Regions from separate parts of the Homo sapiens genome. Here region 2 is linked to region 1. The links are chromatin loops, found by intact Hi-C in ENCODE. Cell type or tissue: Calu3. All regions are shown on one strand. Links, peaks and the distances in the headings refer to the core of each region. The heading gives the core; the rest is flanking DNA.

The links. Peaks named below come from ENCODE experiments on the same cell type or tissue, not always from the same donor. Only the 100,000 strongest peaks of a DNase experiment are listed, where the experiment ranks them.
Region 2: a loop joins it to region 1, with 10 times the contacts of the local background. A loop is called at or near these places in 21 of 110 quality-filtered maps.

Annotation. Positions count from the first base shown.
Region 1 is chr6:122,720,443-122,731,114 of GRCh38, forward strand. It overlaps PKIB (cAMP-dependent protein kinase inhibitor beta), which reads left to right. Exons shown (of 5, transcript NM_181795.3): 5 at 4,686-5,931. The coding sequence ends at 4,753. Among named protein-coding and RNA genes, the nearest start is that of FABP7, 54 kb to the right of the region's middle. In Calu3, for the core only: a CTCF peak has its summit at 10,538 (motif pointing right); DNase peaks (open chromatin) are centred at 6,339 and 10,559.
Region 2 is chr6:122,483,586-122,500,510 of GRCh38, forward strand. It overlaps a transcript of PKIB not described here. Among named protein-coding and RNA genes, the nearest start is that of SERINC1, 20 kb to the left of the region's middle. In Calu3, for the core only: a CTCF peak has its summit at 8,513 (motif pointing right); DNase peaks (open chromatin) are centred at 8,516 and 11,516.

The sequences.
Region 1 (10,672 bases), core at 2,673-10,672:
TGCTGATGAATTGGATGTGGCAGAGATGAGGAAGAGAATTGGAGGATAACTCCTAGAGCAGTCAGGCAGGTGCTGATGCCATACACCGAGAAGGGTTAGCCTAGAGGATGGGCAATTTTAAGAGTTGGAGGAGTGAAAATTTTTGTCTTCAGGATGCCTACGAGACATCTAAATGGACAAGTCAATGAAGCGATTTGATATATAGGTCTGGTGGATCAGACGGAAAAAGTTTCTGAGATATACATTTTTGAATATTTGAGTGTATTTTTTTTTTTTGAGACGGAGTTTCACTCTTGTCTCCCAGGATGGAGTGCAATGGCGTCATCTTGGTTCGCTTCAACCTCTGCCTCCCGGTTTCAAGCGATTCTCCTGTCTCAGCCTCCTGAGTAGCTGGGATTACAGGTGCCCACCACCACACGCTGCTAATATTTGTATTTTTAGTAGAAACGGGGTTTCACCACGTTGGGCAGGCTGGTCTCAAACTCCTGACTTCAGGTGATCCGCCTGCCTTGGCCTCCCAAAGTGCTGGGGTTACAGGCATGAGCCACTGCGCCTGGCCTTGAGTGTATATTTTCAAAACATATTTTATATGATTGAGGAGAAAACAGTGCAAATGAAATTATCCCATACCTGACAAGCCACATGAGTAGATTACCTTTTCAGTACAAATGGAACCACAGAATATGAGAAGGAAAGACGGAGCCTTAGAAGTCCTCCACTCTTTTGATATATAGATGTTACCATAACTAACCCCAAACAGGTTAAGTGACTTGCCCAAGCTCACAAAAATTAAGTGATAATAGAATGTCTGGTTCCAAAGCCTTCATCTTTCCCATTATACCAATTTTTCTCTATAAATGTTTCATAGAAATTATTTTGGGTGTTAATGTGTCACCCAGAAAAAAAGGGTGCTGTAGTCAAATGAGTTTGGAATTGCTGGTTTCAACATAATTGGCTTTTTACACTTCTCGGAATGTTTCCTTTTTAGACAAGGACTTCTCAGAGCCTTTGTTACAGAGACTTTAAAGTAATAGTGTGTCTACACCCTTCTAAAAATAGAACATACAACATTTTTTTCTCTCATTTATTTGGCCATCTCTGAAGAAGCATCTTGCAGAATTATTGTTCTGGGAGGCACTCTAAAAATGTGACAAGGAGTAGAAAAGGCAGTTGATACAAAGAAGAGCAGAACACAAGGATGGAAATAGGAAATGTAAAAAAATAGACTATTATATCTGATTTATATTAAACGTATATTAATGAAAAGCCTAATTTAGTAAACAGTTAAAGTGGTATGTTACCTAAAAGATATATAATAAGGATCTCAACATAATATTTATATAAAGTAACATGTTACTACATATATATATATATATATGAGAAATGTTTTTCCAAGCTAGGCTTCTAGAGAACAGAAGAACCAAGCCAGATAATCTAGAACTCAACATTTTCTTGCTTTCCCAAGAGTTCTTATTATGATCAAAAAAGTGAGATAAGTAACAGTTCAAAATAGCTTATTCACATTTGAAATGACAGTAACAGGCTTGAAAGGGAAGTTTGATGTTGCACTCTCAGAGAAATTATGTTGGAAGAATATATTGAAAATATATTCGATTACATTGAAAGCACTTGACATATGCAGAAGGTTGAAGAATAACAGCAATGTTAACTAGGAAGCACATAATATATGAAAAATCATTTTCCTTTCATTAACATCACAATACAAAATGTTTTCCTTTCATTAACATCACAATACAAAGTTGACAGCAATCATAACCTCTTGAGCAGATTATTGTTTCTTTTTATCTGCAATCATCTTTGAATGTATTTCTAAACACTTTCACATTACAAAGCAAAAAATGAGACTATAAGAGGTATTTGGAATCATGTTTTATATTTTAGTTAATAATCCTGAGCAAGATACTAGATTGACAATAAATGATATCCTGTTAGTTTTCATCTAATTATTATCTTGAGTTCCTAGTTCATTTCACAGAAAGATAACAACTTAAGGGGACTTCATATCATCTTCTGCTCATTAGACCAACTTAGAGATAGCAGATATAACAACTCTTCTCTGAAAGCTATAAAGCTTTGTGTGTAGCTTGCTTAGAATCAGTGGTGGCAAGTGCAGCTTCAATTACTGTGCAAATAATTTAGTGTTTTGTATTTCATATGGTTATAGAGTACCATTTTCTACCAAGCTTATTTTTCTAAGGGATTTCTTTCAATAAACACTTATTAAGCACCTGCCATGTTAATTAGAAGGCAACCAATTATGATTGTTAGGGTGCAAATTCTCCCTTGATCCCAATTCTCCTCCAGCTACTGTCCTAGTTCTCCATTTCTGTTTTGTAACAAAACTCCTTGACAGAGTTATCTGCTTCTGTGGCTCCAAATCTTCTGCGTACCATTCTTTCTCTCACCCTAATAAGATTTTCACCTCACCACATCACCCCACTGCTATTTCAAGATCACAAATGACATCATTTCTGCTAACACCAGTGGTTCATTCTTAGCCATCCTCTTGCACGATCTCTTAGTCACAGATGATTGTCACTCTTTCCTGTAACGTTTCTCTTCCCTTGGCTTTCCGGACACTCCACTCATCTGGTTTTCTTCCTGCTTCCCTGGCTGCTCCTCCTTCAGCTTTTCTTTCCTCATCTCCCCTAACTCTAAATAAATTGGAGGTTATCAGAATTCAGTCTTTGGACATCATCTCTATCAACACTCCCTCACTTGTGATGTAATCTGATTTCGTTGGGATAATGATTGTGCTTTTGATGACTTACAAATTTTTGTCTCCAACCTGGAGCTCTCCTGAACTGCACACTCATATACTAATTGCCTAATTGGCGTCTCCGCTTGGATATCTAATGGGAATCTCAAACTTAATGGGTATAAAAGCGAACTCCAGATAGTCTCCTGACAACAGCTCTTTCTGCATTTTCCCATCTCTGAGTGGCAATTCATACTTCCAGTTAACAAAATTATTGCCAAAAATATTGGAATCATCCTTTTCTCCCCTCTTTTTCTCGTATTCTCCATCCCATCTATCAGTGAATACTGTCAGCTCTACTTTCAAAATTGGTCCATAAATCTGCCATTTTTCACTCACAGGATCTAGTTTTTTTGGTACCTCTATGACTCCATTTTCTATTCCAATTTTCTCTACCACTGTCCCGCTTGCAAATCCTTCCTGCATATTATTGTCTTTGGCTTTGTTTTTCTCTGTGCTTGGAATGCTCTTCTCCCCACTATCTATATAGAATTCTTCTTCACCTTTTCAGGCCTTTACTCAAATGTCCCCTTCTCAGTGAGGCATTCCCAGCTAACTCTGTCTAGAATTGCATCCTTCAGGCCACAAGACTTCTTGAAAATTTCTATTTTCCACTCCTGTTTTAATGTCTTCATTAGCCCTTTTTACTTCTTATTGACCACACATTTCATTTATTTTGTTTATTGTCCATATTTCTCATCAGATTTTCCTTGAGAGCCGGGATTCATGTTTTGTTCATTGCCTTGTACGTAGTACATGCTTAATAAATATTTGATGAATGAGAGTTGAAGAACTGAATAGAGTCCATCAGATTTCAAAGATACCATTGATGACTTGGTAGGAGCAGTTTTGCAGGAGTAGTAGACCTAAATAGTTTCACTTAAAAACGGAGACAACAAAAGAGGGATACCTTTTAAAGGATGAAAGAGAAGATAGTATGTGGAAGACTTACAGTTGAAAGAGGGTCTTTGTTAGTTTAAAGACAGTAGTGACTTGTGGGAACGAAGGAGCCAGGAGAAAGGGAAAGTCAGGTAAAATGAAGAGCGCAGATGATTATTAGAGTCAGCCTCTTGATGAAGCAAAAATGGATAGGATGGGGGATCATGAAGGTATTAGACTGCATAGCAGGAGTAACACCAGGAGCCAGCTCCAAAATTGTGCAACCAGGGTGGTTGCATAGGGCTCCTTGATTAGAAGAGACTTGCATTTGGTTTAATGTTCTATTCTTGCTGTCTTGAAATTTTTCATTATTTTTGAACAAGCGTACTGCATTTTCATTTTGCACTGGGCACCAACAAATTACATAGCCAGTGCTCACAAGTGCATCTTCCATTGTAAAAAGAGGGAAGGCAGAAAGAATAAGCACAGATCACGGGGAGTTTTAGATATTTAATGGCAGGAAGTTGAGGGAACTCCTGTCTGATAACTTTGATTATTTTTTTTTCCTATGAAGTAGAAAGTGAGGTTGTCTCCTAAGAAAGAGCAAAGGGAGTAGAAAGTGTGAAGAAGCTGGGGAGAGTGCAATCCTGCATAGGGAATTGGCTAAGGACATACACCACGGAGTCAGTTGGCCCAAGCTCAAGTTGTGACTGTCACTCACTAGTCTCTGACTTTGGACAAGTCACTTTACCTGCTTGTGTTTCATTTTAGTAATCTGTAAATGGAGGCTCTGAGAATACCCTAGAAGACTGTCTGGCACTTCATAACTCTGTAGAATAGGAGAAAGTTGATCAGGAGAAGGTAGATTCCCAAACCTACTCATATCGCTCTTCTTTGTATAGTTTCCATATCTGAATTGAGGGCAAAATATGGACGGTGGACAAAGGAAAAACCAATGGTTTTATTCTAACATAATACAAAATAAATTTCAATATATTCCACATATGAATGGAAATTTTTTTTTCAGATGCAAAAGAGAAAGATGAAAAAACAACACAAGACCAATTGGAAAAGCCTCAAAATGAAGAAAAATGAAGGCTCATAATCTATCAAGAGTGCTGAATTTCTGCATGTTGAAAGACTTAGTGGTTCTGTTTTCTTGAGACATTTAATCTGGTGGTAACTGTGGTAACATTGCAGCCCTAAGCAGCATGTGTATATTAGATAATTGTGTTGTGATGCTACTCACTTTGATTGCAATGATGATGTCCAAGGTAAGCTATTAAAAGGCAGGTTACTTCCAAATCGCACTGAAGGAAAAGGTTAAGAATAATACATGATCACAGAAATGCATACCACTGTCTGTAAACCCAACAAAATTCACTGTTCTCTTTTGGATTTATTTAGCCTGATGTATTTTTAATTCAATTTTTATGGTGATGGGCAAATCATTCTTGGTAAATGTAAATCAAACATGATTGATTTAAAACTTCATGGAATTTGTAGAAAATTATGGACATTTTTGGTGAGAAAGAACAATAGTCAAAACTCACATGGATAGAGTGTGTTTGTTTTTTGCCAAAAATGCCCCAGACTTTTTCCCAAACCTCAAAAACGTCTTGGAAAAATTGTAAAAGTTTGATAACAGAAACATCTTTAGGATATTTTTGTCTGACATATTTTGCTTCTAGTATGTGCCTACTGTGATTTTTTTCATGTGGAAAATGCAAAATTTGTAACAAAATGGTTATATGGAACATGCCTATTAAATGAATTTTACTATCTTCCCTAACTTTGGTCTGTGTATGTGTGTGTGTTTTACTTTAATATGAATTATACAAAATACTAGTTGTTTTACACTCTCTTTTCTTATTCTTAGGGCTTTTGTGTATGTCTGACTTGTTTTTAAATAACTTCCTCAGCAATGCAGACCTTAATTTTTATATTTTTTTAAAGTAGCTAACATAGCAGTAGGCACTTAAGCATTTAGTCAATGATATTGGTAGAAATAGTAAAATACATCCTTTAAATATATATCTAAGCATATATTTTAAAAGGAGCAAAAATAAAACCAAAGTGTTAGTAAATTTTGATTTATTAGATATTTTAGAAAAATAATAGAATTCTGAAGTTTTAAAAATGTCAGTAATTAATTTATTTTCATTTTCAGAAATATATGCATGCAGTTATGTTTTATTTGATTGTTGACTTAGGCTATGTCTGTATACAGTAACCAAATAAACTCTTTCACTATTAAAGAGATTTCTTACTGACACAAGTCTCCTTCATTTTATCTTCAGAAGTAGGCTGAGTAAAAAATGGTGACACATTTTATAGAATGAAGTTAACAGTCTTTGCAATATAAATCACCTCTGGCTTATTATTTAATTGACAGAGCTTACCTTTATATCTTATATACACCAAAGGGGTAGATCTCAAAGAACCTGATTGCTTTAAGTTTTCAAATATAATTTTTTCTTTATTAAATAATCAAAAGTAATATTTTAAGTGTAGCACTAATTTAATATTCAATAACATTTATCACAGCCATTAAAATTATATTTCTAAAAGTTATTTAATGACATGAGGTTTTATAATCAGATAAAGAGGGGTTAGAGTGGAACAGTGGTTTTCAGCATGGATGGGGAAGAAATTTTGCCCCCTAGAGGGCATTTGACAATGTCTGGAGACTTTTTGGCTGCCACAACTGGAGGTGGAAAGCAAGGGAGAAAAGGTGCTACTGTAATGTAGTGGGCAGAGGCTGGGGATACCGCTAAGCTGCTAAGCATCTTACCATTCCACAGGGCAGCCCTGACAGCAAGGATTACCCGGTCATGTGTGTCAACAATGCTGAGGTTGAGACACTCTGGAGTAGAGTTAAACTGTTAAGCATATGGATTTTAAATTCAGATTATCTGGGTTTGAATTCTAGCTCTGCTACTCAGTAGTTGCGTGATCCTGGGCAACTTACATCATGTCTCTAAGTCTCAGTTTTATCCTCTGTGGAATGGTTTTAATAATAGCGCATACTTTATAGGGTGGGTGGAGGCAGTAAATGAGATAGTATATGCAAAACAATTGAATAATGCCTGGCAAAGAATAATTATTCAATAAATATTAGCTATCATCATCATCGTTGTCATATTTATTCAAGATGCTCTTGCCAATACTGTGGTAGTGGAGGTGGTAGGAAGCTCAATTTGTTTATTTGTCTGTCTTCTGCCTTTCTCTGTGACTTCACAAAATCTCTGTGATATCCCCAATGCTTGGTGCTGGGAGAAAACAGGATGGTAGAAATAGACAATTCATGGTAATTACCACATGAATGCTAATTCAATCATGCTAATGGGTGACTGACAGGCCATGAGTATTACCATTTAACAATGAGTCTGCTCACTAGTGTTTTATGACAGTTACTGCAAAAAAATAGAATCTTGAGTCAGTATTTAAATGAGTAATTTGTTCCATGAAAATGTAGAAGAAATAAAGTAACATCGTTCTTGGATCATAGTTTTCTACAATATTTTTCTCATTTAGAAGACCAAAAGTAAAGCCATGTCCCTCCTCATTATTGCTAACAGTTACATATATTCTGAATGATATATATTCTAAATCAATTATTCACTACAATGCACACACAAACGTTCCATTATTTTGTATTACCCAAGGTATCAGGCTTGTTCACTGAGAATATGTGCTAACGAAAATGGTTTATTTTCCCTGAGGAGTCCAGACAAAGGAGAATGAGAGGTCAGTAGCAGTTTAAAGACAACGCTGAATTTGCCTACCAACTTTTTAAAAAATCAAGCTATTTTGAGGAACCTATGGTATTTTGTCATAGCAAGTAGACACTTTTACCAAAGCTATTTATTTGGGACTTATTAAAGAAAGTCTCCTTGCCCATTTTGCCATTGTCTTTGTACAAGGCACTTGCTTTAGTCAATAGCTATGAAGTCTAAATTAACACTGTCAGATAATCAGGCTAAAAGGTGACAATAAAGCTATAAAGCAGCTGTCTGAAAACTTAACTCTGTATAAAGGAGAAAGAACAAAAAGAATCTATTCTGTGTCATGTACCCAGAGATATTTTGTGTTCTGGGTAGAAAAGATTTGAACTTTCTTAAAACGTTAGTGAGTATAAGGGGAGGTGCCCTACTTAGAAAATAAACCACTAGTTTTCCTCAGGTGGCTTGACAACTTGGGCAGATGTTTGGCAAGGGACAGGGGGATAGAGAGGAGCCAGAGGAAAATGAAAATTCTGGTGTTCTATGCCACTGTAGAATGACTATACTTAGTAATAACATATAATTTAAAATAGCTAGAAGGGGCCCTGTGCAGTGGCTCACACCTGTAATCCAGCACTTTGGGAGAGCAAGGTGGGTGGATCACTTGAAGTCAATAATTCAAGACCAGCCTGGCCAACATGGTGAAACCCCGTCTCTACTAAAAATACAAAAATTAGCTGGGTGTAGAAAAATAAAAATTAGCTTGATGTGGTGGCATTGTCCCAGCTACTCGGGAGGCTGAGGCAGGAGAATCACTTGAACCCAGGAGACAGAGTTTGCAGTGGGCCGAGATTGTGCCACTGCACTCCAGCCTGGGCAATAGAGCAAGACTCTGTCTCAGAAAACAAAAACAAATTAAAATAAAATAGCTAGAAGGAGGATGTTGAGCATTCTCAACACAAAGAAATGACAAATGCTTGAGATGATGAATATGCAAATACCATGATCTGACCACTCTAAATTGTATGTATCAAAACATCACTATGTACCCCATGAATATGTATAATTATTATTTGTTAATTAAAAAGTAAAATAAAAAAAGGATATAACCAAAGCTCACTAATCTGTTACCCTGTCTGTGGAGCCTGGCCCCTCAAGTTCAAAGTACAGCTCTGCCATTTGCTCTTATGATTTTGTTCATTTTATTCCTTGTGCTTCCATTTATTCAACATGTAAAATGATAAATTATTATGAGGATTAAGTGAGTGAATATTAGTCATTGATAAGGGCAGTGCCTGGCATACTAGCAAAAACTCATATTATTATTATTTGCCAGAACATAAAGGATGATAAAGACTTTAAGTTGAATGTTCTAGATCTGTTGATTTTTTCCTATGTTATTTGCCAGTATAGATTTCCTTCTATTCTTCTGCTCTTTTCTTTCCGCTAGCAACACCTCCGTGGCTAAAAACAGGACTGATTAATCAGACTGAGTCCCTTTTTTTTTTTTAGTGTTACTGATGACAACTCTCAGAACATTAAAAATCTGCAGCCAGTTAAAAACTGGAAGCGTTGGCTCAAACAAAGGGCTGGGGCAATGTTGTTGTTACTTGTTAAAATCCTAGAATGGATTTCTCAGTGGGCACACATCAACAGAAGTCATCATCATAGGCCGGGCGCAGTGGCTCATGCCTGTAATCCCAGCACTTTGGGAGGCCGAGGCAGGCGGTTCATGAGGTCAGGAGATCGAGATCATCCTGGCTAACATGGTGAAACCCTGTCTCTACTAAAAATACAAAAAAATAGCTAGGCATGGTGGCGGGTGCCTGCAGTCCCAGCTACTTGGGAGGCTGAGGCAGAAGAATGGCATGAACCCAGGAGGCAGAGGTTGCAGTGAGCTGAGATCATGCCACTGCACTCCAGCTGGGGCAACAGAGCAAGACTCCGTCTCAAAAAAAAAAAAATCATCATCATAGCCAAATTTCTTGTGACTGGTGATTACTTAGCACATAGTAGATCCTTTTGAATCTTCATAAAAAATCATATAAAATAGTTGTTAATGTTTCTCATTTTTACAGATGAAGAAAATGGATTCAGAGAGTATCTTTGAGAGTTCACACAAGGAAGTGCAACAGTGACTTAGGACAGGGCTCTCAGAGTTTGGATGTGCACAGCCTCTCTTGTACCAAAAGTCCCCTCTTCCCCAAACCAGCTCATTCATGAGCATATTAGATTTGTCTGAATTTACTCAAAATTCTTAGGGAAATTTAAAAGTTGTATAAGAAGAATAACATATGAGCCAAAATGAGCACTGATATCTCAAAACAGCAATTTTATTTATTTATTTGGCTTTATTCTTTCATTAACTCATATTTTACCTCATTCCAGAAATGATTTTATATGGCAAGCTGTTGGTATTGTTGTCATTTAATTTTCCATTAACTTGTAGAGCCCTGAAGGAGTGCAGAGTTGGTGAGAAGACTGGGATTCTTTGGGGTGGGAAGTAGTAGCTGGAAGAGAGGCAGAGAAGAAAGGCTCCCCATCCTTGGCTCGGCTCACATTCAGCTTGGGGCTAACCATGGTTGTGAAGAGGGCACATGGACATTCTGAGACACAAACTGCATCTGGCATGAACTAACTATGAACATTTTTAGAGAAGGGCCACATAGGTAAGTGAAATCATCTCATTTGTTCCTCAGTGATAAATTTCAGAGGCTGAATTATTTTTGGCAATGTTGATGGCAGAGAAGCATCCGAAGTGCCAGATGGGTCGCTACAGAGACCTCAGGGAACCATAAGAAAGCCAGAAATCTGAAGAAAAAAAAAAAAAGTCTCACCTTAGAGTCTGTGGAATTGAGCTCTCATAGTGCTTTAGGCATACCAGATATTCAAATAGTCCTGTTTTATAACGTATTTGTCACCTAAATTGAATTTCCATTAGTGGAAGGGATTTGTTTTTTACATATTGCCTTTCTTTGATGTAAAATTGTGGAGAATAATAGGAGAAAAAGCATGGGGCTGTCGTCAATAAATGCGGATTTGGTTCCAGGATTTTGACCTAAATTTAACCTATATTGACTACGTGCCTTTGGGTACATTATTTTCACCCTGGGCAGTTTTTCTTATTTGAGAGAATTATTCAAAACTGACACTAGGTGGTGCTCTGCTCCCACTGGCTCTACAAAAAATTTAATCGAGGCATGCCTGAGGTTTCCAGTTTGTTTCACCAATTCTGCTACATATGTTGGTCAGGATTACTGCAAAAACAAAACAGCAACCAAAACTATAG
Region 2 (16,925 bases), core at 4,271-12,270, 240 kb before region 1:
GTAACTCAAAGGTTTGGTTAGAACTTGGACTTATATAGGATTTCAGCAAAGAAACAATTTTTAGAAAAATGACAAGAGTCTCTAGGAGTGGCAGATTGTGCGAAGGCAAATATATGGGAAACTAGGTAAATAAAGGCTAGTTTGCAAAGTTTGTTATATACAGTCCTCTGATTCTGTCTGCAGGCTGTAAGGGTCTAAAGCTGTCTCTGGTAATTAAGTTTTGTCCTTCCTTGTAGAAAGCGGGGGACAACTTTGTAAATTTATGTCCTGCTTTTAGATGACAGAAGAACAGAGAGCTTTTCTTGTATCTTTTTCTTCTCAATTGCCTTCAGCACAAAGTAATCCTTGTGCCAAAGTGGAAAAGTTTGCTGTGGCATATTCTGCCACCCTACCATAGCTAGGATAGAATACATCTGTACGTGAAGGTCTTTGAGGGCAGAGGCCAGATTAATTTGTAGAGTTTTACTGCCATCACCTAACCTAGTGCTTGACATGGAGAAGGGGCTTGGTAAACAATTGAATGAATTAATGAATTTGGTTGTGCCTTCCATATTTTCCGCACAACACTCTTGAAGTAAATAAAGAAAAAAAAAGGAAAAAAGAAAAAAAAAACCACTCTTGCAGTAAATATATTCATATACTTTTAAATACTATTCTAAGGTCAAAAACACCTTTATCAAATATCTAAAAGCTAATGTGAAGAAAATTACATGAACACCAACCAAATTGTATAAAATAATTTCGTATGCTTGGTTTATGTACTTGTTTTGAAAAGTGGGATTTTGCCTTAGAAATCAGAGGCCACTTTACATCTTAACTGAGAATCATTTTCGTCAACTCTTGGAACAAGGACAATTGCAAGGAATAAATATGACTTAATTTTTGGAAGATGTATTCTGTGAAGAACTGTTATAGTAAGAGGAATTATTTATTCTTATAAAAAGAAGAATCTTGAAATAAAAAGGGGCAGTCCCAAAGTGAAGGGATCATTTTCAGTAGGTTTGCTATTTTCCTTATCAGAAATTCACAGCACACATTACTTTTTTAAGACTTTGACAAATACTGCCATAAATAAAATTATTTAATATTGTTTAATCCAATGTTTCTTAAATGTGTATGATCTCAAACCCTGAAACAAAACAACATATCACATCCCGTGGATCATCATTTAGGAAAACACTATTAAAATGTTAAAGCAAACTAAATATGGTCTGAGAAGGACTCCGTACTTCTATATTTGAGTCCTTGTGGATGAGCTGCAGCCTGACTTGATAGGTAGACAAGATTGAAAACCTAACTTAGGAGTATGCGCCAGAAACAATAGATGAGTTTTGGCCAATCCTAGCAGCAGAAGTTCAACCACTCTTACACTGCCTCGTGTTCAAACTGTGTTCAAATAAGGCAAATGCTGAGCTGTAATCAATCTAGTTGTTTCTGTACCTCACTTCCAATTTCTGTACTTCACTTCCCTTTTTTTGGCCTATAAATCTGCCACCATGTGGCTGCTCTAGAGTCTCTGAATATGCTGTGATTCTGGGGGCTGCCTGATTTGTGAATCGTGCCTTGCTCAATTAAACTCCTTTAAATTTAATTCAGCTGAAGTTTTTCTTTCAACAAAAATATTCTTTTTTTTTTTTTCCTGGAATGTGGTAGCTAGGTGGTCTGTATTTTTACTGAGAATAAAATGAGACAAAATGGAAAAACTGAATTAATCTATTACATGAGATATAAATAAGAGGCCTAAGTATTTATACATTGAAATTATTTCCCAAAGGAGAATTAGAATCTCACTGAAAATAGAAGAGCTAGTCATCTATAAAGTATTAATTTTGAAGGTTTAGGTTAAAATATTAGAACAAACTAATGTATCAAAGTGGCATCATTCTTTAGGTAAAAGATATGTCAGTGGTAAAAACAACATTAAATTTTCTGGAATAATTAGGCTTCAGGATAGCATCAGTCGTGTGTTACTGGAATACAGAAATCAGGATCTAAGGGAAGCACACGTGGTAAACAAAAATCACGTTTAATAACAAAGGAGAGTGGTTAACACATTTCCAATTCAAAACTAGAAGAGTAGAATCTAGTAAGGATGGCTAGTTTAATAGCAGAGCCATCAAAGGCAGTGTTAAAGCGGAAGGATGGTGGCAGAAATCATTAGCAGTCGAGTGCCTGAGTATTGAATGTTGCATCTGTTGAAGTCTTTATCATGAATTAGCAGTGACTGTGCTTTGGTAGCATGGTTGGATTCACTGTAACTTTTGGATTATTGCTGTATGTCTTGCCTTTTGTCTTTTTGCATGGAAGTAATTGTCACCAAAAATTGTCTCTCTTCTATTTTTTTGTCCCAAATTTACAACATATGTCTTTTCTTAGGAGAAATTTCTGGTGCCAGTTGATTGTTTCTTTCTAGAAATAACATATTCATAGACACATACACAAATGTGGCTAATTCATCACAAAATATACCCATGTAACCTCCACATTACCCCCCTGACTCTAAAATAAAAATAAAAACAAATGTAGCTGATAAATTGAATAGCCAAACTTAAAAATAAACTTTTTTTCTTTTAAATCCATCACTGTCCCTATTAAACTTGTGAGCCAGCTTCTTTCTGCAGAAATTGAAAAAGTCTTGAGTCCAGTTTCATCATTTCTGGTTGTTTCAGATGATAAAAAGTCCTCCAGTCATTTTATTCCCCCTAAACCAGTCGCAATTCAATTATTGTTATCTTTCTTTCAGAATAATAAGTATGGCATTTAAAAATATTATGCAATTATTTGTTCTCTTGTTTTGGTTTCTTTTTTGAGGATTCCAACCATAGTTGCTTGATCCACCCTCGTCTTCTATATTTATTATTTCATGTTTAATGCATTTTAAGTTTATTTCTGTTATACATTTTCATTTATAAGTTTCATCCTCTATGTTCCAATAGTATCTAACTTCCATTATGTTCCTTCTAATTTCATTTCTCATATTAGTTTTTTGTGTGTATGATTTTTTTTCTTTATCTCTTGTTTCTTTCTAGTTTTTCTACTAATGTGTATCTCCTTTTATTGTCTTACCATTTCTTCCTCAAGTTCTAACATTTCTGCTTTATGGTATTCTAGTTAGAGTGAATTTTATTAATACATTTTTAATTTTATGGCAGAGTATTTGATCACAGTTTGAATCTGCACCATGACATTTTTCATGTAATTTTACTTTTGCTTTTTAAAAGTACTGTGTTTTAAAACATCTTAGTTGAAATAACTCTAGATTTGCAGAAAAGTTATAATACTATGAAGAATTCCATCTACCCTTTATCCCAATTCCCCAAATGTTAACCTTTTGCCACACTTGCTGTCTGTCTATCTATCTATCTAACTACTATTTTCTGAATCAATTAAAAATAAGTTGTAGACATGATGCTGTATTTCATGTAACTACATAAATATTTATTTCTTCAAATGTAAAAGCATTTTACTGCATAACCACAATGTACCAAAATCAGAAAATTAATAGGTAAAATGCTTCTTTCTACATTGAACATATTCACATTTTGCCAATTGTCCCAGTGATATATTTTATAACAAAAAAATAAATAAATAGTTTATCTGGTCCAGGGTCCAATAGAGGATTATGTGTTGCATTTAGTTGTCATGTCTCTTGATTATCTGACAATCCAGAACCCATATTCAGTCTTTTCTTTCATGACCTTGTTATTTTTTTGAAGAATGAAAGTTAGTTAAATTGTATCATACCTCTTATGTTTAGATTCATCTGATATTTCTTTGTGATTAGATTCAGCTTGTTATGTTCTGAATATTCATGTTTGTGTTCACCCCCCAAAATTCATACATTGAAACCTAATCACCAGTGTGATGGTATTAGAAGGTGGGGCCTTTTGGGAGGTGATGAGGTTGTTAGGGGACAGCCTTCATGATTGGGATTTATGCTCTTATAAAAGAGACTCCAGAGAGCTAACTAGCGCTTCTACCATGTGAAGACACAGCAAGAAGGTGCTGTTTTGTTGTGTTTTGAGACAGGCCCAACTGTAGCATCAGCTGACTCCATGGGGAAGCTCTGGATGACCCTTTAGTCTTGACTGGAAGCAGACTCTCACCAGACACCAAATCTATTAACACTTTGATCATAGACTTCCCAACCTCCAGAAATGTGAGAAACAAATTTCTGTTGTTTATACGCTACCCAATTTAAGGTTTTTAGTTATAGCAGCCTGAATGAACTAAGTCACAGCTTAGGCATTCAGGACAGGGATATGAGAGAAGCGATGCTGTGTTCTTCTCATTGTATTAATACTGCATCAGTAAACATATGGTGCTGATTTGTCCCATTACTGATGATAACACATTTATCACTCGTTTAAAGTGATATCTTCCAGGTTTCTCAATTGTAAAGTTTCTGTTTCTCTCTTTAGTAAGTATTTTGGAGGGATATGTTTTTAGACTGTAAATATGTTGTTCCTCAGTAATTATTTACCCATTCATTTCAGCATCCATCCAAGGTTCTTATCTCAATATGTTCTTATTATGGCTACCAAATTGTAATTTTCTCATTTCATCATTCTTTCTACATTTAACTTGCATTTGGCTGGAAGTAATAGCTTTTTCTTTCATATATATATATTCATATATATACACACACACACGCATGTATGTACACACACAAACACACACATCTCCTTATAGATTTCTGTTTATTTAATGAGTTTATAGTCTATTGTTATAATTATTTATCTTGTTGCTCTATTTGCTACGTATTTGGCAAACGGGGAAACCCCCCACCTAGAAGCTGAATACTGTCTTTTACTTTTTCCCTTCATATTCTTTTGTTTGAGCTCTTCTTTTCTGGCACAAGATCTTCCAGGGTCTCACTGTGTTGCCCAGGCTGGAGTACAGTGGTACCATCATGGTTCACTGCAGCCACTCCCTCCCTGGACTCGGGTGATTCTCCTGCCTCAGATTCCAGAGTAGTTGGGACAACAGGCACACCATTATGGCCAACTAATTTTTGTATTTTTTTTTTGTAGAAATGGGGTTTTGCCATGTTGCCCAGGCTGTTCTCAAACCAGTTTATATTATTCTTTCATTTCTCCAAGGAGCTCTTGTTCTACGTTAGAGAAGAATGATACTTAGAAACCAACATTGGAGCACTACGTCTGCTCACTGCTCCTGGGATTAATTGCTTCTAGGCTTTCCCACCAGGCAGAGGTAGAAAATGTCTGTCACTCACATACACAAACATTTGTATCTACTTCTGTATCTATCTGTCTATCTCTGTCTATCTAAGAAATTGTGTGTTCCCAGTGATAATTCCAATTGAAACATAATACCACAGGGATCATTCTGGCCATTGGCTTTTCATATTTGTAACTCATTTATCCAATAGTGAGAAACTTGGTTCTCATTATTCTCAATTTATTCACTTATTTGCTTTTTCCTCCTGTATATAATCAAACTCCTGACCCAGAAAGTTGCCTTCTAGGCCCTGCCCACCTCAATAGCCCCAATAGTTTCCTTGGTCCTAAAGTTTCTACTTGTGTTAGCTGCCTCAAAGGACAGGAAGTAAAAAGAATTAATAGATTTTTTTAAAGAAGGGGGAAAAATAAGAGACTTTTAAAAATAGTATTTCATTTATTATTATTATTATTATTATTATTGTTATTATTATTATTTTTGAGAAAAGTCTTGCTTTGTTGCCCAGGCTGGAGTGCAGTGGTACAGTCTCAGCTCACTTCAACCTCTGCCTCCCAGGTTCAATTTATTCTCCTGCCTCAGCCTCCTGAGTAGCTGGGATTACAGGCACCTGCCACCACACCCAGCTAATTTTTGTATTTTTAATAGAAATGGGGTTTTGCCATGCTGGCAAGGCTGGTCTTGAACTCCTCACCTCAAGTGATTCAGCTGCCTCAGCCTCCCAAAGTGCTGTGATTACAGGCATGAGCCTGGCCAAAACAGTAATTTAAAAATGGATTCTCTCCTTTTAAAATACTACTTATCATTGAATGAGTTAGGCTTTCCTGGACTGGCCATTTGTAAGAGGTTTCTTTTGGGATATGAAGGAAAGATAAAGTTTCTGGCTAAGTAATTTTCATAGAGCAAAAGCTTTCTCCTTTCCTGTTACAGAGTCATGTTACTTCTTATAAATATGATTTTTCTGTATAATTCTTTTTATAGCCCCAGGCCTTCTTAAGAAGAAAGACATGACAACTCAATCCATTCAGTCTTTGTACTAACGGTCACAAAAAAGGAATATTACTTTTTGGCTTCACAGTATACCCACACTTTCAGGAAGTATATTTTGCAAGTGCTTTTTGAGATCTATTTTTCAGTGGATCCCTGCTCTTGAGATTTATCACCAGGGATTCTTGTTTTCACTGCCCTTTCTGTGTATACAAAAAAATGTCATGTGCTTTTGATAGTGTTTGATATAAAATGGAGTCTGGGAGTTAAATATGCATCCAAGTTCTTCAAAAATAGTTTGCAAACTTATGAAAGCTTCTTCTTGTAGCTTTTGAATAATTTCCAAGAAAAAGGGAAAATGCTGATTTATAGAGTCATTCAAATTGTGTCTAAGTCCTCCAAAAATGTTTTTCAAACTTATAAAAGCATCTTCTTGTAGCTTTTGAATAATTTCCAGGAGAAAGAAAAGGTGCTGCTTTATATAGTTATGTTTGTAGTTGTCACATGTTGGCTTCTTCAGGAAGGAGGCTCTGAGATGAAGTTTAGCGTGAGGATGTTTATTAAAGTGTGCCCTTACCAAAGAGATCAATACAACTGGCAGGGAGGGAAAGAAAACAGTAGTAGTATTATGGTTTGGATGTTTACCTCTTCCAAATCTTATGTTGAAATATGATTCCAAATGTTGGAGGTGGGGACTGGCGGGAGGTGATTGGATCATGGAGAAAGGTCCCTCATGAGTGGTTTAGCACCATCCTCTCGGTGATGAGTGAGTTTCCTTTCAGTTCACACAGAGATCTGGTTGTTTTGAATCTGGGACCTCTCCCTTCTCTCTTTCTTGCTCTCATTCTCATCATGTGGCATATTGGCTACCCTTTGTCTTCCACCATGAGTGTAAGCTTCCTGAGTGCCTCAGCAGAAGATGACAGCACTATGTTTCGTGTACAGCCTGCAGAACCATAAGCCAATTCAACCTCTTTTATTTATAAATTCCTCAGTCTCAGCTATTTCTTTATAGCTAGCAAAAATTGCCTAATACAAGTAGGCAGAGGAAGAAGTTGTGCTGTGATACAGCCCAGCTTTAGCCTCAGCTGAATCCATAGGGAAGCTCTAGAACTAGAATGACCCTTTAGAGTTGCCTGAATGGGGCTAAGATCACCCATCAGTGATTATGTTAGTGGCAGTGAATCTATACTGGTCTCCAGCAACCTCAGTTCCTGCCTCCTCAGAAGAAAAAATTTGAGGGGCATAAAGGAGAAGAAGAGACTGAGACAAGTTTTAGAGCAGGAGTGAAAGTTTATTAAAAAGCTTTACAGCGGGAAGAAAAGTACACTAGGAAGAGGCCCAAGCAGGCCACTTGAAGGACAAGTGTGGGGTTTGACCTTTTGACTTGGGGTTTTATATCTTGACATACTTCCATGGTCTTGCATCCCTTATCTCTTTATTCTGCACTTGGAGCTGCCTGTTCTCATGCACAGTGTGTTACTGGAGTTATACGCATGCTCACTTGAGGCATTCTTCTCTTTACCAGTGGAATGCTTCTGGAAGGTCATATACCAGTTAAACTCCACCATTTTGCCTCTTAATGTGCATGCTTGAGCTCACTCACCCAATTCCTGAGATCTTTTTGGGAATCATCTATTATTATTTTAGAGAGGCAGTGTGACAACTGCCTGACCATCACCTGATGGTCACCTGACATTCCTGTTGGAGTTGGGGGAGCCCTCTCCTCCCCCGCTCATGCCTGGCTAGCTACCTACTGTAAAAATTAGTCATTAACGTAGGCCTCTAGAAGGGACGTGTGGCCTTGGGCAAACCAAGTCTTCCTGAAGAAGTGAACAGCTGAAAGATGTCTGCAGATAGCACTCCTCACTACTGGTGCAACAAGTCATTTCTTGAAAATAGGTTGTGGAAGCACATTTCAGTGTCCTGGTGCATAGCCTTTGAATACACACTCCTCTGAGTTATAGTTTTGATCTGATTTCATAGCCATTTATGACTCAAAAATATCAAGAATCACTGCATTATTGGGAACATTCATTATTTCTGTACCTTGTTTTTATCTAGAAAACTAAGGTTAATCTAGAAAGATTTGAGCTGAATTTCTAAAGCTACTCGGTAAAAATAAATATGTTGTTTTTACAGTCAGCAAATTTTCTTTAGTTATATGTTAGAATTATGAGTACTGAAAGCCCTTTGTAATTCCACTACATTACTAAAAGCTAAGACTCACCAACTGTGGATTAGTTACGCAGATATTTCAAAAACACTTGGAGGTTTTATTCAGAGGCTTAAGCCACACATCTCAGCGCTTGAGAGGGTAGCCTAGAACCAAGAGGGGGCAGCAGAGGGCCACCAGAACAGTGAGGGAGAGGTATGAGAACATGTCAGTTGAAAGGATACTGATTTTAGAGAGAGAAATACATTTATGTATTCATGCTAAACACAGAAGGAGGAGTTATGGCTTAAGAAAAATTGATTGTAAGCATATTGAGAGAATCTCTGGTTGTTCGTGGGTAGTGTTCATGGGACAAAAACTGAGCAGAGGAAAAGCAAGTAGAATTCAGGTTATAGGGAAGTCATGAGCTTCTTAGGGAACGTGTGCCTTTTAGATCTACGACCTATGGTTACTTCGGGCTCTTTATCACTGATAACATTAAGCACTCAGGGAACAATATGGGACCAGCGATAGCCTCAGTAATGTTTCCAGATATATATTTATATTGCTTTTCCACTAATTCCTAGACCAGAGTAATGGACTTAAGAGACATTCTTTCAAAGAAAATTTTTCCCCAAAGAACCAGTTTTTGCTTTTAGTGATCAAACTACATTTTCCTCTCAGTTTCTAGTTTGACTTATTATTTTTATAACTCTAACATTTTATGTTTTATTTTATTGAAGCATTTGTTCTTTTTATATTTTTCTGTAAAGTAATTTAAGCATAAGAGGTTATGAGTTTGCCCCAGTATAGCTTTATCATATCTTATATATATTTTAAGAGAAAGAGTTTTTTTTTTTTTAATTTTCTCAATATTCTTTACTGGAAGCTTTGGTTTCCTTTTAACCCAATAATTATTTAAGACATGTTTTCCATTTTCCACAAAGGCAAGCCTTTTTGTTTAAGCCATTGTCATTAAATTACAGTTTTATTACATTTTAGTCAGAAGATATGACTTTTATTACTTCTACTCTGGCATAAGGTTTTGTGTCCCAGTAGATAATTAATTTCTCTTTCATGAATTATTGAAAAGGATATATTTTCTATTACAAGTTATCTATTGTCTATCTAAACTCAACTTCATTAATTAGGTTAATTTTAGACTTTCCAATATTTTCCGAATTTTTAAAAAGAAATCCCTTTGAACTGTCAAAGCATGATGCTATGGTCTGAATATCTGTGTCCCCCCTGCAAATCTACATGTTGAAACTTAATCACCAATGTTACTGTGTTAGGAGTTAGGACCTTTGGGAAGTGAATGAGATCAGTGCTCTTATAAATTGGCTCCAGAGAGCTCCTTCGTCCCTTTCACCATGTGAGGACACAGCTAGAAGACACCATCTGTGAACCAGAAAGTGAGTCCTTATCAGACACTGAATCTGCTGGCACCTTGACTTCTTAGCCTTCAGAAATGTGAGAATTAAATTTCTGTTGTTTATAAGATACACAATTTATGATATGTTGTTATAACAGCCCAAACATATATGATGTATTGAAATCTTCTATGAAAAATTGTGTGATTTTCCTCAATTTCTTCATGTTTCTAACAGATTTTATTTTATTATGCATATCTGAAGCTGTGCTTTTCAGCATATAAATGTTTATTGTTCTATAACTTTGATATAGGTAGTGCCTCATAAGTAGTACCTCTTGTCTGAGAGTCTATTTTGTTTTCTTCCATGACCCTGTGAACTCCAAGGAGTTTTCTAAAATATTTTCTGCTTTGGTAGTATGCAAAATTCCTAGGCCTGAAATTTCTTTAATTATCTTTACATGAGGGGTGGTCTAGCTAGTCCAGTCTTTGCCGACTTAACCTTGGTCTTCCTCTCTGTACCTTCACTCTAGTTATATTGAATTCTGGACCACAGCCAGGGACCACATTGTTCCCACTAATCCTGTTCTTGCAGTCATTTATCTACTGTGGCTCTTCTGGAAAGAAACGGGATCTTCTCCCATCCTCTCTGCTTGCTTTATTGCTTGCTTTAAATATTTAACTATTTTATTAAGTTGTCCTTAAGAGTCATGAGACATATATGCCCATGTTAATATCAAATAAAAATTTTGAAAAACCTATTAGTAATTTAAAATCAATTACTAAATCCCACTTTATATACGGCCAAGTTAATTCCACACAGACCTTGAACTTTCTTATTTGAGAACATGCTTGATTAATTCAAATTAAATCCAAACACCAAAAGTTCAGAAAACTTGAAAGGAATGCTATGGCATTAAAAAACTTTCATTTAATCTTTGGAATAGTAAGAAAAATCTGCTTGCTAGTTTGGAAGTTGCTAGCTCTGAGACCTTAATTGAGCCATCTAACTTTTCTGGACTTCTATTTACCCTTTTCTAAAACAGTAGGCATTGGGCCAATGGTACAATATGGAACTTCTTCCTGGCAGGTGTTCAGAAGTATGTAGGGCTGTTTTTGTTGTCACAGTAACTGAAGAGTGCTATGGCACAAGGGTTTAAAACATGAGACAGTTTTATACTAAAGAGAATTGTCTCAACAAAATGCCAAAAATACCCCCTTGGGAAATACTGGAAGATGATCAGCAAGTTTTACTAATTTTGTGGTTCCAGAACAGGTGGTGAAAAATAATGGGAAAAAAAATTGCCTTTAAGTAAATCTTGAAGATGGCAGACTTAGCACTCTCACACAGAGAAACAGGGTAGAGAGTAAACACTTGCTCTTCAAGTGGGTCATCAAAGGGATCGTTTCTGGATTCACCAAAGAAGCGACAGGAACCAAAAAGAACAAACAGAAGTGAAGCCAGGCAGCCTCCTACTCAGAACTGGTGTGGAGCCAGCGGAAGCCTCCTAATGTGGAGAAATGATGAGGGAATGAGTGTCCCCAGAGGATCCACACTTCCTCCGTGAACCTTGCAATCCTGGGCATGGGAGAACCTCCCTGACACCTTCACTCCTCCAGGCCAATACAGAGAGCCACCTGGAGTCTTTGCACAGGCACTGTTTAAGCCCATGTGAAGCCCCAGAGGACTTGGACCCTTGGTGTCAACAGTTATAGCCCTGCTAGAGGATGCAGCCACAGTGCTGAGGAGTGGCCAGACTGCCCTGCTATTTCCTGCCAGGCAGGATCTACAGCTTGGGCTCCCAGCACAGTGGCCCTGCCCCCAATCCAAACATTTTGGTTGGTGACAGCTCCTCATTCTTCTGAGCCAAAACTCTCAGAGGTAATAGACAAGGTTTAGCACCTCTGCATGCCACCAATAGCAAAGTCCACCCTCTTGGGTGGGAGGGAAGTGCAAGTGTATCACATGCCCTACAGTCTTTACTGCTGCAGCTGAGGGGGTCCTGCCTTCCTCGGTGGAAGGCCCATAGCACAGCTGCCCTGCCCCCACCTGAACATTTCACCTGTGGTCCAGAGCCCTTCTGAAAGCCCAACCCCCACAGGCCTGTAATATCCCCTCAGATCCTCTACCACTTAAGTGTTCCATCTGCCCCTGCCTGAGAGTTTGGTTGGTGATCTGGGGACCAGGCCACCCCTCCCCATCACAGCCAGCACTTGACTTCTGGGCTAGCCCAACCCTAGTCCTGGCCCTTCAGGAGTCATATATGCTATCTAGTGGGCCACCTGGGGCCTCGGAACTGGGGAAACTACCTACCCCATTCCAACTCAGCTGGCATCTGGCCGATTCCCCCAGTGTCTGAGGTCAAGCTGACCAAATCAGCCAATACCACCACACAACTCACTTGCATGAGTCCAAATGTGGAGCCACCCCTTTATAAGAAGCGGAAGTACTCTCACATTGGAGAACAGGAGAGCCAGGAAGCTATATGTATCCGGTTGGGTGACAAGATTATACCCTGAAACCACTTCCACAGAGAGTGGTGAAACAGGTGTTTCCCATGGCTTTCAACCATATTGTGGTCCAGAGTGGTCCAGCTGCTGCAGCCTCTCCCCCACATGGAGACTCATTTCCCCAGATGATCCTCCTAGTCACTCTTGTCAGAGCTGGTGTTTACACTTGCCATCTCTGTATTCATAGGCAAGCTTGGGGCTCCAGCTCAACCCAGCTGTGTCCCCCAACCCCCATGAAAAGCTCAGGGCACCAGGTACTTCACTGTCCAGTCCTTCACCCAAGACAACAGAAAGCACCTCATGGTAAAGAAAGATCAGGTACACAACTACCTGCTTGTGCTACAGTGCTCTTACCTGCAAGTGCTGTCTACTGGCCTGTAGGTCAAACCACATGGCATAGTATAAAATCTGAAGTGACAGAAGTGCAAAGGGCTATAGAAGTAAAGCCAAAAGACCCTAACCAACACATTTATCTCCAGATTTGAAAGAACTAGTATAAGAATTCTGGCACCATGAAAAATATGAATGTTGCAACACCACCAAAGGATCATTCTTTTCAGAAATGGTCTCTAACCAAAATGGAAGCTCAGAAATGACAGTTAAAGAATTCAAAGCATAGATGTCAAGGAAACTTGATGAAATCCAACACAAGATTTAAAATCAATACAAATACACTTCTAAAGTAATCCAGGAAACTAAGGAAAAGATAAATCTTCTAAAAAGAAATCAATCAGAGCTCCTGGAATTAAAAATTGCTTAAGAAATTCTAAAATACAATTGAAAGTTTTATCAGTAGACTAAACCAAAGAGAAGAGAGGATTTTAGAGCTTGAAAACTATTCTTTTAAACTAATCCAGTCAGACAAAAATTTTTAAAAATTCAAAAAATGAGCAAAGTCTCCAAGAAATATGAGATTACTTAAAGTGACCAAGTCTATAAATTATTGGCATTCCTAAAAGATAAGGATACAAAGTAAACCTGAAAAATATATTTAAGGGAATAATTCAAGAAAATTTTCCTAATCTTGCTAGAGATTTCTTATATCCAGATGCAAGAAATTCAGAGAATACTTTCCAGATACTATACAAAATGAATGTTATTAAAGGATATAGTCACCAGACTGCCTAAGGTCAATGCTAAAGAAAAAACTTGAAAGATAGCTAGAGAAAAAGGTTAGATTACATGCAAAGGCAACCGCATCAGGCTAAAAGCAGACCTTTCAGCAGAAACCTTTCAAGCTTGAAGAGATTGGGAGCCTATTTTCAGCATTCTCAAAGAAAAGAAATTCCAATCAAGAATTTTATATCCTGCCAAACTAAGCTTCATAAGTGAAGGATAAATAAAATCTTGTTCAGACAAGAAATCACTAGGGGAGTTTGTTACCTCTAGACCAGCCTTACAAAAGATTATTCAGGAAGTTTAAACATGGAAACAAAAAACAATACCTACTACCATAAAATCACACTTAAGTATATAGCCCACAGAACCTATACAACAACTACACAATAGCAACTACAAAGCAACCAGCTAACAACTTTATGATAGAATCAAAACTTCACATTATAATATTAGCCATGAATGTAAATGGTATTCACACCCTACTTAGAAGGCAAAGAGCAGCAAGTTGGATAGAAAAGCAAGACCCATTCATCTGCTGTCTTCAAGAGACTCAGCCCACATGTAACGACACCCATAGTCTCAAAGGGTTGAAGAAAGATCTATCATGTAAGTGGAAAACTAAAAGAGATCAGGGGTCATTATTCTTAGACAAAATAGACTTTAAAACATCAACAATAAAAAAAGACAAAGAAGGGCACTACATAATGATAAAGGGTTTAATTGAACAAGAAGACTGAACTATCCTAAATATATACATAATCAACAATGGAGCACCCAAATTAATAAAATAAGTACTTCCAGACCTATGAAAAGACTTAGCCACGCAATTATAGTGGGGGACTTTACCATTCCACTGATGGCATTAGACAGATCATAGAGGAAGAAAACTAATAAGAAAGTCTGGGCTTAAATTCAACACTTGACCAACTGGACACAATAGGCATCTACAGGACACTCTACCCATCAACCAACCACAGAATATACATTCTTCTTATCTGCACATGAAACATACTCTCAGATCGACCCCATGCTCAGCCATAAAGCAAATATTAATAAATTTAAAAAATCAAAATAATACCAACCATACTTTTGGGCCACAGTGGAACAAAAATACAAATCACTACCAAGAAATTCTCTCAAAACCACCCAATTACATGGAAATGAAATAACTTGCTCCTGAATGCTGTATTCATCTGTTTTTATGCTGCTGATAAAGACATAACTGAGACTAGGCAATTTACAAAAGAAAGGTGTATTGGACTTACAGTTCCACGTGGCTTGGGAGGCCTCACAATCATGGTAGAAGGTGTACAGCACACCTCATATGGTGGTGGACAAGGGAAGAGAGCTTGCGCAGGGAAAGTCCCATTTTTAAAACCAGTAGATCTCGTGAGACTCATTCACTATCAGGAGGACAGTGCAGGAAAGACCTGCCCCCATAATTCAATCACCACTCACCAGGTTCCTCCCATGACATGTGGGAATAGTGGGAGTTACCATTCAAGATGAGATCTGGGTGTGGACACAGCCAAACCATATCAAATGACTTTTGGGTAAACAACAAAAATAAGGCAGGAATAAAATACTTTTTTGAAATAAAACAGACACAACATACCAAAATCTCTGGGATGCAGCAAAAGCAATGTTAAGAGGAAAGTTTATAGCATTAAATGCCTACATCAAGACTTTAGAAGGATTTCAAAGTAATGAGCTAACATCACATCTAGACAAACTAGAAAAACAAGAACAAACTACAAAGCCAGTAGAAGAAAAGAAATAACTAAAATCAGAGGAGAACTGAATGAAACGAAGAGGCAAAAATCCTTACAAGGGATCAATGAAATATAAAGTGAGTTCTTTAAACGAATAAACAAGATTGATGACCACTAGCTAGATTAACAGAGAAGTGAGAGAAGATTCAACTAAGCTTAATCAGAAATGCCAAAGGCAACATTAGAACTGATCTTATGGAAATACAAAAGATCCTCAGAGACTATTATAAACACCTCTATGTATACAAATTAGAAAATCTAGAGGAAATGAATAAATGCCTGGAAACACACAATCTCCCAAGACTGAATGAGGAACAAATTGAAAGCCTGAACTGACCAATATCAACTTCTAAAACTGAATCAGTAATTTAAAAACCTACCAACCAAAAAGAACCCTGGATCAGATGGATTCACAGCCTAATTCTACCAGACATACAAAGAAGAGTTGCTACCAATCCTACTAAAACTATTCCAAAAAACTGAGGAACAGGGACTCTTCTCTAACACATTGTACAAAGCGAGCATCACTCTGATATTGAAATCTGTCAAAGAAACAACCAAAAACAAACTTCATGTCAATATCCCTAATGAATATAGGCAGAAAAATTCCTAATAAAATACTAGTAAACCAAATCCAGCACCACATCAAAATTTATTCACCACATCAAGTAGGTTTTATTCCTAGCAGTCAGGGTTGGTTGAATGTATGCAAATTAATAAATCTGATTTGCCACATAAACAGAATTAAAAACAAAAACCATATGATTGTCTCAGTAGACACAGAAAAAATCTCTTGATAAAATCCAGCATCCCTTCATGAAAAGAACACTCAACAAACTAGTCATCAAAGAAACATATATCAAAATATTGAGAGCCATTTATGAGAAACCACAGCCAACATCATACTGAATGGACAAAAGCTGGAAGCATTTTCCTTAAGAAATGGAACAAGACAAGGATGCCCACTCTCACCACTCCTATTCAACGTAGTACTGGAAGTCCTAGCCAGAGATATGAGGGAAGAGAATGAAATAAAACGCATCCAAATAGGAAAAGAAGAAGCCAAATTTCATCTCTTTTTGCTGATGATCTAATTCTATACCTAGAAAACCCTAAAGACTTCACCAAAAGCCTCCTAGAACTGAAAAGTGACTTCAGTAAAGTTTCAGGATACAAAATTTATGTACAAAAATCAGTAGCAATAACATTTAAGTGGAGATCCAACTCAAGAATGCAATTCCATTTACAATAGCCACATAAAAATAAAATACCTAAGAATACATCTAACAAAGGAGGTGAATGATATCTACAAGGAAAACTATGAAACACTGCTGAAAGAAGTTATAAATGAGACAGACAAATGGAAAAATATTACATGCCCATGGATTGGAAGAATCATATTATTAAAATGGCCATACTTCCCAGAGAAATCTATGGATTCAATGCTATTTCTATGAAACTATTCAGCATAAAATCAGCATCTTTAATCTATTCAGCATTGATGTCATTGGCTACCCAGTGAGATATTAAAAATAGTGGGAAAAAAGTACTCAACAGGGTTTGAATTTCTAAGTGGTAGAGATTATATCACATTCTTTTTTTTTATATTAAGTATCCAGTATATACTAAATGCTCAGTAGATATTAATAAAATAGAATTGTAACACTGAGGAAGGGAAGAGAAGATTGCTTCTACATTCTAACACTTTTCTGTAGATAAATTTTTGTTTGCATTACATTTACACAGTTAGCACAAAAAACAATTTCCTTTGAGTCATTTCCAATAATGCTAAATATAAACCTTTATGCTG